2 separate regions of the Homo sapiens genome follow, and region 1 is linked to region 2. A link is an interaction called in ENCODE POLR2A ChIA-PET data of the cell type or tissue named here. Cell type or tissue: PC-9. All regions are shown on one strand. Links, peaks and the distances in the headings refer to the core of each region. The heading gives the core; the rest is flanking DNA. Region 1 overlaps PHLDB2 (pleckstrin homology like domain family B member 2). Region 2 overlaps USF3 (upstream transcription factor family member 3).

Region 1 (8,339 bases), core at 21-8,020, 1.7 Mb before region 2:
TAGCTCTCTCTCAGTCCTTGAATAATCTCTCTGGATTAAGATTTTCTAACTCTGTAAGTTCTGAAGTTTTCCAGATAGCTAGAACTGTTTCAGATGACGGGGATGTCAATTAATACACCTAGAATTCCTCTAACCTGAGAACAAAACCAGTTAATTCCAAAACTTGCCATACAAAGGCCTTGAGCGAGTTAGGCTATGACAGTCCTTGAGGTAAATGCCCCCTTTCCTTTGTCTGTTTCTCTGACAGGTGACTCTTAGCAAGGCTTGCTTATGAATTTGGTTGGCATTTCTTTGATTGTTGGCCAATGACCAACACTCAACATGACCATTGCTTCCCCTGCTTTTGTAACATGGTGGCAGGAAGAAGGGAGGGAAGGAAAGTGGGAGTCACTGCCATGAAGTGGACTGTGCTTTGAGAATGCAGAAACCCAGTCCCTTTGTCTTAACTTCCACTTATATCCCTTTATCCTAGCCACTAACAAGATACGTTTCTACATTCATAGATTGTCCAGAGTTTGTGTATGTTTGTTTATGTTATCCTTGAGAAATGTTCACTAGCACCTGCTTGGGGGTGTGAAGGTAATTTCTATTCTATTTTCTGGTTTCTGAACTTCAGGAGAAGGTAAAGCTTGATGCTGAAAGGGAAAAACTAGAGAGGCTTCAGGAGCTTTACTCCGAGCAGAAGACCCAGCTGGACAATTGTCCTGAGTCCATGAGGGAACAGTTACAACAACAACTGAAGAGGGTCAGTAGCAAACAGGAATGCACCAGTTATTTTGCTTTTCGTTTTTGTTTTTCACTTAAGTGCCACTTACCTGTGACTTACGACTTCATATAGCATAAGTTTGCATAAGTTCTAGTCATTAGATACGTTTAAATGGAAATATGCATGCTAACAGTATATATTATTCCATGCTAATCAGTTTTTAAAATTCCTTGTTAGAATCCTTCACATAATTTCTAATGCAAAACCATTTCTGGAGTCATTTTTTTTTGTGACAAAAGAAGCTATTTCTGATTTGTAACCAACATCAACATTATAGCATTTGTATTAACTGATCTCTTCCCCTGCATTCTCTGCTGCATCATGAATCCTATTTACCCTTGAATGTTTTGTTCTTTAGCTTGATTTTAGACTCTTGTCCCCAGATTATCCTATTTTCTGATTTGCTCCCCACCAGCAGCTATTCTTTTGTGTTTCCTTTTCTTTCTGCTGGTTAGTGACATTGAACTAATTAGCCCAATCCCAACAATTAAACACCAAGACCCAAGATGCAGGGCATTACAAATGCCCTCAACATCTCATGTGAGCTTCATAATTTCTAAGAACTTAATGCAGCATAGACTTTCTAGTTAAGCTTTATCAAGTTATTCTTTGATCCTTAAGGTTGGCAGCGTTTAACACAACCACACTGGTTATCTTCTGAAAGCAAGACTTCCTAGGTGGATAGTTTCACAAACACTGGCACAGCCACTTAATATTTCATAGCCTCTTGGCAACTGGGTCATTTCCTTTGAACAGCAGCCCCAGTAAACTGCTTCCTTCTGGGGAAGCAGTCGTTAACAGTCTTGGATATCTGAAAGAGTCACGTAATAGTAATTTGTCTTGAGTGATTAACAATTTATGATTCTACCTGAGTATAACAAGCTAGTTTCATCCATGTTATTATGTTTGTACCTTCTTGGGAATGGGGAGGTTGAAAAATTTATTGAGATAGCACATCCTTAAACGTTCTTAAGATGACCTTTAATACAAAAATATTTGCTACCTCTGAGAACGTCACTAGGTGAAAAAATAACAGTTAAAGCTTTTCAATGTATTGCAGAAGTTGAGAGCATCTTAATAATGAGAATCCAATGCAGCTGTTTAAACTGCAGCATAATAGTTTTAGTATTTATTTCTTACAATGTTGGAGCAAAGAAAGTTTTAACCATATGTCTTCCCTTTACTCTTTTTATTGTATGCAGCTGAATTTGTTGTAAGAAGATAAAACTTCCTGCCTCTCAGTCACAATTCTCTGAAAATTTTATGATAAAAATGATTGGAAGAAAACTAGTATTTGTAAAGTAATTTCAGTTTGTAATTTGCTTGTGTTTATGCTAGTTAACAAAAGAGATGGGAAAACTGATTTTTTTTACATTTGCTTACATTTTAACTCTCCTTATCACTAAAGATTTTACACAGTCATTGGAATTCCTTATTTACAGTCAGCAGCATAGTTGTATATTTTGTCCTTCCCTTCCTCTGGTTATCCATTTATTGTGTTCTTTATAAACATTGCTTTACATAAAAATTTATAGACTCTATTCACAACTTGGATTATGATTAACATAAATACTGTTTAGCTTAATCTAGATTCTGTAGGATAACTCATAATATCAGTTATATGTTCCAAAGATTCTGACTACAAAAGAGGAAAGGAAATGATGCAGACAGTCTTTTCCATTAATTGAAGGCAGAGACTTCTTCCCTTTCCTCTCCAGAGTGTAAAATTCTTATAAAACCTCTTTCCTTAGGAGAGATAACTGGCTTGTGATGGCTGCAGTTCACCTTATATTAAGAGGTCTACTAATTCTGTTTTTCAAGGATGACGACCAGTATAACTCTTCACCAATGCCTTGGCTTAATCAGTAAAAAGTTCACTTACTTCATGAGAAGTAAGTCCTAAAGTTCACTTTAGGACCTTTCTGTGTTATCACAGCTTATCTCCCTTTAGACTTCAAACACTTCAAAATATGACTTCACTACAAAGCTTTCCCTTGGGCATTTAAACTAGATTTAATAAAGTTTGTTTTATTATAAATAGCTTCATTAGGTGGTAAGTCACACAAAGTAAAAAATAAAAGAATAAGAAGAAAGTTATTTTATTAAACTGCATATTGAATACTTCAGCTGAAATTGTAGAATGATTTTGTGCATGCAGCATAATGACTTGTGGCTGGTCTTCCTACCTTTAAACATGATGTTAGAGTCTGAATATTATTTTCATCTGATATTGGTTTTGTGGCCTGTGGTTGGTATGTTGTTAACATGGCCTTACCAATCTGGTAGTTGATATGGGCACAGCAATCCCTGGGTTACTAATAGTGTAGAAAAGAAAACTGATGTTAAATGAAAATGAGTCATTTAACTCATCTCATGTGGAAAAAGATAATAGAAATAATCTCATCCTACCTTCTCATTTCATATATGAGGATATTTAGGCCCATAGAGTTGGAATGGGTTGTCCAAGACTAATGGATAAAATGATTTTAGAGCCAGTGATAGAAAAAAGGTCTACTAATTGTAGATATCACTGGATAAATTTTTTTAATCAAGACCAAAATCAAACTTTTATTTGAGTAAATAATCAAAAGCACAAGAAAACTGTCCCAGCCAGGTAACTGTCTTCTTGTGCTTTTGATATTTACTCAAATGAATGGTTGATTTTGGTATCTTGATTTTTTTTTTTTTTTTTTTTTTTTGAGACAGAGTCTTGCTCTGTCACCCAGGCTGGAGGGTAGTAGTGCGATCTCGGCTCACTGCAAGCTCCACCTCCCAGGTTCACGCCATTCTCCTGCTTCAGCCTCCTGAGCAGCTGGGACTACAGGCACCTGCCACCATGCCTGGCTCATTTTTCATATTTTTAGTAGAGTCGGGGAGTATCTTGATGTTTTAAAAAAATTTTATTCAGTGATCTACAATTAAAAGACCTTTTTACTGTCACTGGCTATAAAATTAGTTTATCCATTAGTCTTGGACAAGTCATTCAACTTCTATGGGCTGCAATATCCTCATATATGAAATAAGGAGTGTATTAGTCAGGGTTCTCTAGAGGGACAGAACTAATATGATATATGTGTATATAAGATAGATAGATAGATAGATAGATAGATAGATAGATAGATAGAAGGGGAGTTCATTAAGTATTAACTCCCAAAATCACAAGGTCCCACAACAGGCTGTCTGGAAGCTGAGGAGCAAGGAGAGCCAGTCCAAGTCTCAAAACTGAAGTACTTGGAGTCCAGTGTTCAAGGGCAGGAAGCATCTAGCACAGGAGAAAGATGCAGGTTGGGAGGCTAGGCCAGTCTAGTCTTTTCACGTTGTTTCTTGTTTTGTTTTGTTTCTGCCTGCTTTATATTCTAGCCACTCTGGCAGCTGATTAGATGGTGCTCACCCAGATTAAGGGTGGGTCTGCCTTTCCCAGCCCACCGACTCAAATGTTAATCTTTGGCAAGATCCTCCCAGACACACCCAGGATCAATACTTTGCATCCTTCAATCCAATCAGGTTGACAGTATTAATCACCTCAAGGAGGTTGGACTAGATTATTTCAACTGTCTTTTTCCATATTCCAAAAGTATGTAGTTAAAGTGTAAAAGTTAACAAAACCCTGAGCCCCATTTAAATTTGCTTCTGGAGTTGGCCATGAGCTGTTATTACTGCAATTTCTCCTGGTCATACCACATCTATTCTCTTCTTCCTGTCCCTCCATCAGGCAAAGAAAACATAAAGAACTGCATGTAAACTTCTGCCGTATACATTATTTAAAAAGTTACTGGAAAGAAAAAAGAAATTGCACAGAATTTCCTTTAGTGCAGCTGTTTTAGGTCCTTCATGCCTGGCCTTTGAGCTTGCCATCCAGTAGAGATATGTAATGCTCTTTTAGTGAGTGAAGTATAGTTAAAATTTTCATTCAATTAGTCATACATACTTCACTTTGAACTTCCTGTGTATATTATTCTGTGCTCAATTAAACTATTCCTTCCCCCAAATTCCATTCCCAGACTTCTTATTCATACATAAAATCTTGTAAAAGTTTTTATTCCTCTCCCTAATAGTTTTTTGTTTAAGATGTAAGTTTATATACACACATTTTGATGGTTTAGATAACTTGATCAGATGATTATGTCAGTGGAGTCTGAGTGCTGAGCTTAGCCTAATTTTCAACTTTCTTACTTAGTATGCCATTATTTTCATGCAGTGGTTTAAGTATTTACTACAAATAAATGAATGATTCTTTGACTTTCATGCAGGGTTAAAATAACACATATTGCATATTAGCCAGATGTGGAGTAAGCAACTGACTAGCAAAGTGTATATATTCTGAGTCATATGGCCACTTTGAATGAAGATTACTTATAAGCCAGAAAAAGGGCTTATTCCTTTTTTTTAAATCTCAGTAATCTTTGAACACAAATCAAGCTTAATTGGAAGACCTTATAAACTTGAGTGTATGTGCTTATTATGTCAGCCAGTGTATTATTTCAAAACAGAAGATATTGTTTTAAGCCATAACACTTGAGTTAGTTCTTAATTCCTTAATTCTTTTAACTCATTAATTCTTTTAGAAGTTATAAATTTGAAATGTCTGATTAACTTGAAATGTCAACCAAACACTTGAAATTGAGCACATATTTTTTTGGAGCCAAATAAAATGTAAAGAAGTGTTAAGAAATGTTGAATATGTTTTTCAAATTGTGTTTTTCCTGTTCTTAAGCTTTGAGAATTGTCTGTGTTGACATGATAGTCTTGTTGCTAATTACTCAGTAGCTAATAGCTCTTCTATGAATCATCCCTAGAGTAAAAGTCATTGCAGAAGATAGAAATACATTTCATTTTATCATAAAGCTTGCTTTATCATTAATATAAAAACCAGAGTGGGGATGGGGTTGAATATCGATATAGAAATAACTTAGCATATAATTATTTATCCAACTCTCTTTGATGATTTGATTGAAGAACAACCAAAAAATGCTTTGGTTATGTTAGCTATGTAGAGCTGTGAGCCACAGAGCCCAGCTGCCTCTTCCTTTTGGATGTAGATTATGTGTAGGTTATATTTATAAAAAATCTGGCTGGGTGTGGTGGCTTACACCTATAATCCCAGGTGAGTGGATCCATGTGAGTAGAGGCTGAGGTGAGTGGATTGCTTGAGTTTGAGACCAGCCTGGGCAATATGGCAAAACCCCATTCTACAAAAAAGTACAAAAATTAGCCAGGCATGGTGGTGTGCACCTGTAGTCCCAGCTACTTGGGAGGTTGAGGCAGGAAGATTGCTTGATCCTGGGAGGTCGAGGGTGCAGTAAGCTGTGTTGTGCCATGGCACTCCAGCCTGAGTGACAAAGCAAGACCCTGTCTTCTAAAAAAAAAAATTAAAAAAAAAAAAGGAAAAGAAAAAGAAATTTCCTAAACATACGCGATTTATAAATAATGTTAAAGACTCCAAAAATAAGAGGGTGTTTAAACAAAAAGTATATTAGAGAATAATCTATACAACATGCATCAATCTCTGCATGAATGCAGATGCATAAATATATTCCTGTCTTCAAGTACCTCATAGGTTAGAGAATGCTTTTTCTAGACCATCTGATTTTCATAATTTCTGATCTTCCTTAAATGTCCTCAAGATTATTCTGAGAGTGGTGGTGTTTAACCTTTTGAGTCACCCTTTGTGCCTCATAAAAGCTTTGTTTACACTTTCCAGTAAAAAGGTGTGTACATATTTTTAATGGGCTCATAGAACCCTGGCTTTAAAACCTCACTTTTCAATTTTTAAAAAAAAGACTTTATTTTTTAGAGCAGTTTTATATTTTCAGCAAAACCCAGCAGAACTTACAGACATTTGCCATATTCCTTCTGCCCCTGCACATGCGTAGGCTCCCCTCATTATCAACATTCTCCACCAGAGCAGTACAATTGTTACAATTGCTAAACCTCCACCGACACATCGTCATCACCTAGAGCCCATGTCCAAAAGTTTTTTGATTGCTTATCCCTTTAATAAAATTATTAGAGCATGCATTTCCTTTGTAGATATATGATATATAATCCATATTATTATAAATATATATAGTGTGCATGCCCAAAGAATGTATATATTTAAAATCGTGTATACATACTATGCTACTTGTGTATACATTAGAAAACATATGTTGAGAAACTGAAAAAGAAAATAAACAATTAAAAACGAGTATGAAAGGGGTCTAATTTTTTTCTGCACAGTCCAGCAGATTGTGTTGTGTACCATCTGGGATACATGTATCCCTATTAGACACCTCTGGTCTGTACGTGTGCCAACTTTTGACTCTTTAATCTCCACATTAGTCTTGTTTTCTATGAAAAATTGAAGAAAAGAAGAGCTTCCTTTCCTTTCCTTTCCTTTCTTTCTTTTTTTATTTTTATCTTTATTTTTATTTTTTGACAGAGTTTCACCCTTGTCGCCCAGGGTGGAGTGCAATGGCACAATCTCGGCTCACTGCAACCTCCATCTCAAGCAATTCTCCTGTCTCAGCCTCCCAAGTAGCTGGGACTACAGGTGCCCACCACCACGCCCAGCTAACTTTTGTATTTTTAGTAGAGACGGGGTTTCACCATGTTGGCCAGGCTGGTCTCAAACTCCTGACCTCAGGTGATCCCCCCTCCTCAGCCTCCCAAAGTGCTGGGATTACATGCATGAGCCACCCACCACGCCTGGCCAAGAAGAATTTTCTTGTAACGCTATGTTACACCTTTGGACTGCAGATTATGTTTAGGTTATTTACTGAGTTGTTTTTGTACTTCCTTCTCCATTTTAAAGCCACCCAGTGTGGGTTTAACGCAAGAATTCTTACCTCCACAGAGAAGTCTAAAACTGAGGGTGAAATAAATGCTGCCTTTTCGATTCCCTCTAACAGTCACGTTCTGGGATTTAACTCCAAAAGATAGTGTTATGTTCTAACCCTGGTCAATATTGTAACTGGAAAGATATCTTGGACCAACTGCTTTTAATAAATGTTTCTTCACATTAAGAAGGTGGTAGTTATCTCAGTGTGTCTTGTTTTCATTCACTTTTCTCCAAAGGATGCTGACCTGTTGGATGTTGAAAGCAAACACTTTGAAGACCTGGAGTTCCAGCAGCTTGAACATGAGAGCCGTCTAGATGAAGAAAAGGAGAACTTGACTCAACAGCTCCTGCGTGAAGTTGCTGAATATCAACGGAACATCGTTTCTAGAAAGGTACTTTTTCCAGGTGTCATTCAATGTGAAAAATCAAAATATATTTCTGCTTAACATAGCTATGACATATGTCTGTCTGAATATCACATTTGACAGATTACGTAGTCTGCCATGTATGTGGCAAATGGTGTTCCAAATTAGACAAATTGAGACATATTACAGTTGTTACATAATGCTGTAGATGCATTTATGAATAGTACCTAATTGTTTCATTCACGTGAAAACCAAGGCATAGAAAATCAGGAATTCAGATATTGGTTTTAAACTATTTCTTTTTGCAATCATAGTAACTGGGTTCAGAATAATTCTATGAACAAAGTCTATTTTGGATTTTTCTCTGTTTTCATTGCTCAGTAGTTCT
Region 2 (8,339 bases), core at 241-8,240:
AGGCAGGAGAATCACTTGAACCCGGGAGATGGAGGTTGCAGTGAGCCAAGATCACACGCCACTCCAGCGTGAGTGACAGAATGAGATACTGTCTCCAAAAAAAAAAAAAAAAGTTTTGTTTCGTCAATCTATTTTGTTTTTGTTTTCATTTCAATTTCATTTATTTCTTCTCTGATCTTTACTTAATCTCTTCCACTAATTTTGAGTTTGGTTTGATACTGCTTTTCTAGTTTCTTAAGATGTACTGTTAGGTTCTTTATTTGAAGTTTTTCTACTTTTTATTTTTATTTTTGAGATAGACTCTCACTCTGTCACCCAGGCTAGAGTGCAGTGGTGTGATCTCGGCTCACTGCAACCTGCACCTTGCAGGTTCAAGCAATTCTCCCTACCTCAGCCTCCCGAGTAACTGGGATTACAGGTACCCACCAGCACGCCTGGCTAATTTTTGTAGTTTTTAGTAGAGATGGGGTTTCACCATGTTGGCCAGGCTGGTCTTGAACTCCTGACCCCAGGTGATCTGCCCGCCTCAACCTCCCAAAGCGCTGGGATTAAAGGTATGAGCCACCATGCCCAGCCTGAAGTTTTTCTACTTTTTTGATGTGGGTGCTTTCCTCTTATTACCACTTTTGCTATATCCCATAGTGTTTTGTATGCTGTGTTTCCATTTTCATTTAAGAAATTTTTTAATTTCCTTCTTAATTTGTTCATTGACCCACTAGTCACTCAGGAGCATATTGTTTAATTTCCCTGTATTCACATAGTTTCCAAAGTTTCTCTTATTATTGATTATAGTTTTATTCCACTGTGATCAGAGAAGATACTTGATATTATTTCACCACCACGACTGGCTAATTTTTTTTTTTTTTTTTTTGTATTTTTAGTAGAGACGGGGTTTCACCATGTTGGCCAGGCTGGTCTCAAGCTCCTGACCTCAGGTGATCCGCCTGCTTCGGCCTCCCAAAGTGCTGGGATTAGGCATGAGCCACCACACCCAGCAATATTATTTCAATTTAAAAAAAAAATTTTTTTTTTTTTGAGATGGAGTCTCACTCTGTCACCCAGGCTGGAGTGCAGTGGTGTGATCTTGGCTCACTGCAACCTCCACCTCCCAGGTTCAAGCAATTCTCTCCCTCAGCCTCCCGAGTAGCTGGGATTACAGGTACCTGCCACCACGCCTGGCTAATTTTTTTGCATTTTTAGTAGAGACGGGGTTTCACCATGTTGGCCAGGCTGGTCTTGAACTCTTGACCTTGTGATCCACCCGCCTCGGCCTCCCAAAGTCCTCGGATTACAGGCATGAACCACCAGGGAAACCCGGCTAAAAATGTTTTAAGACTTTGTCTGGGCACAGTGGCTCACACCTGTAATCCCATCACTTTGGGAGGCAGAAGTGGGAGGACTGCTGGAGCCTAGGAGTTCAAGACCAGCCTAGGCAATATAGTGAGAGCCTATCTCTACAAAAAATAGAAAAAATTATCCAGATAAGGTGGCATGTGCCTGTAGTCCCAACTACTGCAGAGACTGAGGTGGGAGAATCACTTGAGCCTGGGAAGTTGAGGCTGCAGTGAGCCATGATCGTGCCACCGCACTTCAGCTTGGGAGACAGAGTGAGACCCTGTCTTGCAAACAAAACAAAAAACAAACAAACAAAAAAAAAAAACACCACTTGCTTTGTGGCCTAACATAGGATCTATCCTTGAGAATGATCCATGTGCTGAGGAGAAAAATGTACATTCTGCAGCTGTTGGATGAAATATTCTGTAAATATCTCTTAAGTCCATTTGGTCAATAGTGCAAATAAGTCTAATGTTTGTTGATTTTCTGTCTGAATAATCTGTCCAATGCTGAAAGTGAAGTGTTGAAGTCTCCAACTATTATTGTATTGGGGTCTATCTCTCTTTGATATAGTAATATTTGCTTTATATATCTGGGTGTTCCTCTATTGGGTGCATATATATTTACAGTTGTTATATCCTCTTGCTGAAATGTTCCCTTTAAAATTATATAATGATGTTGTCTTTTTTCATAGTTTTTGTCTTGAAATCTATTTTATTTGATATAACTACTCTTGCTTTTATTTTGGTTTCCATTTGTATGCTATATCTTTTCCATCCCCTTATTTTCAGTCTATGTGTGTCTGTGTGTCTTCATAAGAGAAGTGTGTTTGTTGTAGGCAACAGATCGCTGGGCTTTTTTTTTTTTTTTTCCTTTTTAATCCATTCAGCCACTCTATGTCTTTGGATTGGAGCATTTAGCTCATTTACATTCAATATTATTATTGATAGGTAAAAACTTACTCCCACCATTTTGTTATTTGTTTTCTGGTTGTTTTATGGTCTTCTCTTCCTTCTCATGTCAGTGTTTTTCTCTGGTGGTACGTTTTAATTTCTTGCTTTATACATGTTGCGTATTTATTGTATTTTTCTGACCTGAGGTTACCATGAGGCTTGCAAATAACACCTTATAACCCATTATTTTAAACTAATGACAATCTAACTCTGATTGTAAAAACAAACAAGCCAAGAGAAAACTGATAAAAACTCTAGTTTTTAATCTATAAAAACTATTATCTAGTTTTTAATCTATAAAAACTATTATCTAGTTTTTAATCTATAAAAACTATTATCTAGTTTTTAATCTATAAAAACTATTATCTAGTTTTTAAAACTATAGTTTACTTCATGAACATAAGAGTAAACAGAAAATCTCAATCATTTTATTACATCAAATACAAAACTCTACACTTACATTTTATCCCCTGCTTTTTTTTTTTTTTTTTTTTTTTGAGATGGAGTCTCGCTCTGTCGCCAGGCTGGAGTACAGTGGTGCAATCTCAGCTCACTGCAACCTCCACCTCCCGGATTCAAGCAATTCTCCTGCTTCAGCCGCCCAAGTAGCCGGGACTACAGGCACGCACCACCATGCCCAGCTGATTTTTATATTTTTAGTAGAGATGAGGTTTCACCATGTTGGCCAGGATGGTCTTGATCTCTTGACCTCGTGATTTGCCCACCTTGGCCTCCCAAAGTGCTGGGATTAAAGGCGTGAGCCACCGTGCCCAGCCCATCCCCTGCTTTTTAACCTTCTGATGTTTCTACTTATATCTTATTACACTATGTCTTAAAATGTTGTAGTTATTATTTTTGATAGATTTGTCTTTTAGTCTTCCTATTCAAGACATGAGTATCTTACACACTAGAATTACAGTGTTAAAATATTCTGTATTTGTCTATGTATTTACTGTTACCACGTACCTTCAGACAATTTCTTATTACTTGTTAACATCTTTTTCTTTCAAGTTGAAGAACTCCCTTCAGCATTTCTGTAGGACAGGTCTGGTGTTGACAAAAAACCTCATCTTTTGTTTGTCTGGGAAAGTCTTTTTTTCCTCTTGATATTTGAAGTGTATTTTCACTGGATATAATATTCTAGGATAAAAGTCTTTTTCTTTCAGCATTTTAAATATGTCATCTGACTCTCTCCTGGTCTGTAAGGTTTCCACTGAGAAATCTGTGGCCAAACATATTGGAAATGCTTTATATCTCATTTTTTTTCTTTTCCTTGCTGCTCTTAGGATCCTTTTTTATCCTTGACCTTTGGGAGTGTGATTATTACATGTCTTGAGATAGTCTTCTTTGAGTTAATTTTTCTTGATCGTCTATAACCTCCTTGGACTTGAATACTGATATCTTTCTCTAGGTTTGGAAAGTTCTCCAATATTATCTCTTTGAATAAACTTTCTACCTCAATCTCTCTCTCCACTTCCTCTTTAAGACCAATAACTCTTAGATTTCCCCTTTTGAAGCTATTTTCTAAATCCTGTGGGCATGCTTCATATTTTTTTTCTTTTGCCTCCTCTGAGTATTTTCATATAGCCTGTCTTCAAGCTCGCTCATTCTTTCTTCTCCTTGATCCATTCTACTGTTGAGAGACTGATGCATTCTTTAGTTTGTCTATTGAATTTTTCAGCTCCAGAATTTCTGCTTGATTCTTTTTAATTATTTTAATCTCTTCATTAAATTTATCGATAGGATTCTGAATTTTTTCTCTGTGTTATCTTGGATTTTGTTAAGCTTCCTCAAAACAGCTATTTTGAATTCTCTGTCTCAAAAGTCACATATCTCTGCCACTCTGGAATTGGTCACTGGTGTCTTATTTAGTTCATTCAGTGAGGTCATGTTTTCCTGGATGGCCCTGATGCTTGTGGATGTTTGTCAATGTCTGTGCACCGAAAAGTTAGAAATTTATTCCAGTTTGTTTTGTCTGGCTTGTTTGTACCCATCCTTCTTGAGAAGGCTTTCTAAGTATTCAACAAGAATTAAGTGTTGTAATCTTAAGTCTTTGGTCACTGCAACCATATGTGCATTAGGGGGCACTCCCAAGTCCAGTAATGCTGTGTCTTTTGCAGAGGTACCACTTTAGCGGTCTTGAGTAAGATCCAGAATTCCCTAATGTATCAAGCAGAGTCTCTTGTTCTCTTCCCTTATTTTCCCCCAAGCAAATGGAGTCTCTTTCTTCATGCTGAGCTGCCCGGAGTTGGGGATGGAGTCACGCAATGCTCCTTTGGATAAACCCACTGAGACTGCTGGGACACACCTGAAGCCAGCACAGTATTGGGTTTCGCCCAAGGCCTGTGGCAACTATCTCCTGACTATCACTGATGTTTATTCAAGCCCAGGGGCTCTTTAGTCAGCAGATGATGAATCCTGCCAGGACTGGGTCTCTCCCTTCAGGGTCGTGGGTTCCATTCTGGCCCAGTGGGGGGTCTAGAAATGCACTCCAGGAGCCAAAGCCTGGAATCTTTAGGAGTCTACTTGGTGCTTTATTTTATTGTGGCTGAGCTGGTACCTGAGTTATAAAACAAAGTCCTCTTTATTCTTCCCTCTCCTTTTCTCAAGCAGGAGTCTCTCCTGATGGCCACCACAGATGAGAATTGTGCTGGGTCACACCTGAAATGAGCACAGTTTTGGTTCTTGCCCAGGGCCCATGGCAACTACTGCCTGGCTACTGCTGATGTTTATTCAAAACCCAATGGCTCTTTGGTCAGCAGGTGGTGAATTCTGCTAGGAGTGTACCCTTCTCTTTAGGGCAGTGGGTTCCCTTCTGGCCTAGGGTGGGTCTAGAAATGTCATCCAGAAGCTATGGTCTAGAATGGGGGCTTTATTTTACTGTAGCTGAGCTGGGATCCAAGTTGCAAGAAAAAAATCCTCTTTACTTTTCCCTCTTCTGCTGGAGCTGCAAGCTGTGATGTCTGGAGTTGGAGGAGTGGTGATGCAAGCACTCCTTTGGCCACCCCAGCTAGTATTTCACTAGGTCGTGTGCACCCCAAGTCCAGTGGCTCCAAGCCCAGTGCAGCACTAGGACTTGCACAGGAATTGCAGGCCTTGTGGCCTTTCAAGTTCATTTAGAACTCCAGAGCACTTTAGCCCTCAGTGGTGGGGCTAGCTGGAACTCATGTTCCAACTGATAGGATGGAAGATTCCCCTCTGGCAAGGGCTGGTCTAAATGCTCCCTCTGTGGGCATCAGCTGAATTCTGCCCTGTGTTGCTTTCCACTGTGACAGAGCAACACTGAATTCCAATGCAAAGTTGCACAATCACTTTGCTCTCCCTCCCCCAAGCACAGCGATTCTCTCTGCATGGCTGGGGAAGGGGGGAAGGGTGGTGTAGGCAATTCAAGGCTGTCTTTCCTACCATCTTCAGTGTCTCCTTCCTTGATATGATGCTAAAACTAGGTACTGTGATCACTCACCTGATTTTGTTTTCTTTGTACAGACAGGGTCTCACTATGTTGAGCAAACTGGTCTCAAACTCCTGGCCTCAAGCAATCCTCCACCTCCACCTCCCAACATGCCAGTATTACAGGTGGAAGGCACTGTGCCTGGCCACCTGATATTTGGTTCTTATGTGGATAGTAGTTCTGCAGCATGGGGGCAACTGCTGGAGGGTTCTATTCAGCCATCTTGCTCTGCCTCATCCCTTCCTCAGTGCTTGTGATCTATACATGACATCTTTCCCAGCTTCTCAACAATAATCACAGTAATTCTTACTTTCCTATTTTCTTATTCTTTTTGTTACTTAACTGGATTTTTTTCATTATACAAATGAAATATGCTTGTATTTATCTACTCAGATCATACCGAAGAAGTTGTGAAAAGAAGTACTCTTTTCCTCAAATTTCCTGTTAACACTATTCAAGTATTTATTTCTATATTACTATTTTCCCCTTTTTGTTCTTTATATTTTGGAAGTGAATACTAAGTCTAGCCCACACGCAAAGCGAGAAGAGTTAATCTCTACCTCTTGGAAAAAGGATTATGTATTTAGAATTATTCTGCAAGGAATATTTGTCACTTCTCCCCTATTTATTTATTCAATAATTTACTTATATCAGTATGGACTCATGGAGATTTATTTCATTCTTCAGATCACAATTCAATGCTAGAGTTAATATGTTGTTCAAATTGTCCACACATTGGCCATTGGGTGCTCTTTTGGATTAGCTGTTGTGCCCTTTACACACACAGTCACACACACACACACACACACACACACACACACACACCCCCTTTCTAGTACTTCCTTACTTTTTGGTACTACAAGATACTCCAGGCTCATCTTGTGTTTCCCCTGCCCCACTCTTAGAATCAGCTTTCCATCCAAGGAATTTTTGTCCCTTTCATTGGAGAATGGAATTTAGAAACCAAGATCCAGGTGCTGCCTGTCCTCATTGCTACTGGGGTGTCACTGCTTCCAAGCCTTCTCAGCAGACAGAGCTATTAAATAAATCTATGTCTATTAACCCATGTACAGACACAGATCTACATTTGCCTCTGTATCTATCTGTATTTATATTAAAATAAGCATGAGTTTATACTTACATCTCTGATTCTAATCTAGCACCACAGGGCTCAGTATAGTCTTCCCCCCTGCTTATTTGTAATATCTTTCTGACAGTGAGAAATCTGGCTCCCAATGTCTACAATTACTTTTACTAATTTCCTCAACTCTAATAACCATATAAATTGGTTCCAGAATGCTAACTCCACTCCTCATAGTTCTTTTAAGGATCAACTGACATCATACACATCCAAGGTCCTTTAAGGCAGGAACAACTTCGTCCTTTTATCCCAAGGGCTTAGCACAATACATGCACAATGTGTAACTCAAATGCTTATTGAATGAACAATGGTCTTCTGAAACTAGTATAGCTAAATTTATACAAATGTAAAATATTATTATAATCATTAACAAGCTTGCTTTGTAGTATAACTGTAAAACTGATTCCAGGGTCAGCTAATTCAAAGTTTAACTCTTTGGTCTTATGCTAGTCCCTTGATACATGATCACCTACCAGTAATGTTTTCTCCTCTGTTACTGAATGGCCCTGAGTGCCATCTGCAGGGAAGGCCCCCACTTTCTTTTTTTTTTTTTTGAGACGGAGTCTCACCCTGTCGCCCAAACTGGAGTGCAATGGCACGATCTTGGCTCTGTGCAACCTCCACCTCCCGGGTTAAAGTGATTCTCTTACCTCAGCCTCCCTAGTAGCTGGGATTACAGGCACTCGCCACCACACCCGGCTAATTTTTTGTATCTTTAGTAGAGATGGGGTTTCCCCATGTTGGCCAGGCTGGTCTCGAATTCCTGACCTCGTGATCCCCCCACCTTGGCCTCCCTAAGTGCTGGGATTATAGGCATGAGCCACTGCACCTGGCCAGAAGGCCCATTTTGAATTCACACTTAGCAAACCTAGTCTGTCTCTCATCAATTACTCCTAGAGCAGTGGTTCTGAAAACTGAATACTCATCAGAATTACCAGAATTCGTTTCCAGAGATTGGTTCAGTATATAGGATGTAGTGTTCTTGAGGGCAGGTATTTGAGTGTGTTTCATTCACCAATGTATTCTAAGTGCCTAGAATCATGCTAGGCACATAGTGGGTAATCAACAAGTATTTGTTGAATGAAGGAATGAGTGACTGAGGTGGTGTGCAAGAATTTTTCAAAACTCCTGAAATGATTCCAAAGCACAGCCACTGCGGTCATTAATACAGATGCTGGCTGGGCGCGGTGGCTCACGCCTGTAACCCCAGCACTTTGGGAGGCTGAGGCGGGTGGATCACGAGGTCAGGAGATTGAGACCATCCTGGTTAACATGGTGAAACCCCGTCTCTACTGAAAATTAGCTGGGCGTGGTGGCGGGAGCCTGTAGTCCCAGCTACTCGGGAGGCTGAGGCCGGAGAATGGTATGAACCTGGGAGGCGGAGCTTGCAGTGAGCCGAGATCATGCCACTGCACTCAAGCCTGGGCAACAGAGGGAGACTCCATCTCAAAAAAACAAA

The links. ChIA-PET counts read pairs that join two places held together with the same protein. Peaks named below come from ENCODE experiments on the same cell type or tissue, not always from the same donor. Only the 100,000 strongest peaks of a DNase experiment are listed, where the experiment ranks them.
Region 1: POLR2A ChIA-PET joins it to region 2 with 10 read pairs; 2 of 35 experiments call an interaction of 5 or more read pairs at or near these places.

What each region holds. Positions count from the first base shown.
Region 1 is chr3:111,931,653-111,939,991 of GRCh38, forward strand. PHLDB2 (pleckstrin homology like domain family B member 2) reads left to right here. Exons shown (of 18, transcript NM_001134438.2): 6 at 617-745; 7 at 7,823-7,978. Among named protein-coding and RNA genes, the nearest start is that of ABHD10, 43 kb to the right of the region's middle. In PC-9, for the core only: no CTCF peak of the experiment used is centred there; DNase peaks (open chromatin) are centred at 4,719 and 5,519; H3K4me3 peaks cover 1,240 bases; H3K27ac peaks cover 4,598 bases.
Region 2 is chr3:113,680,703-113,689,041 of GRCh38, forward strand. The region is part of intron 1 of USF3 (upstream transcription factor family member 3); the gene reads right to left. Among named protein-coding and RNA genes, the nearest start is that of USF3, 12 kb to the right of the region's middle. In PC-9, for the core only: no CTCF peak of the experiment used is centred there; no DNase peak of the experiment used is centred there.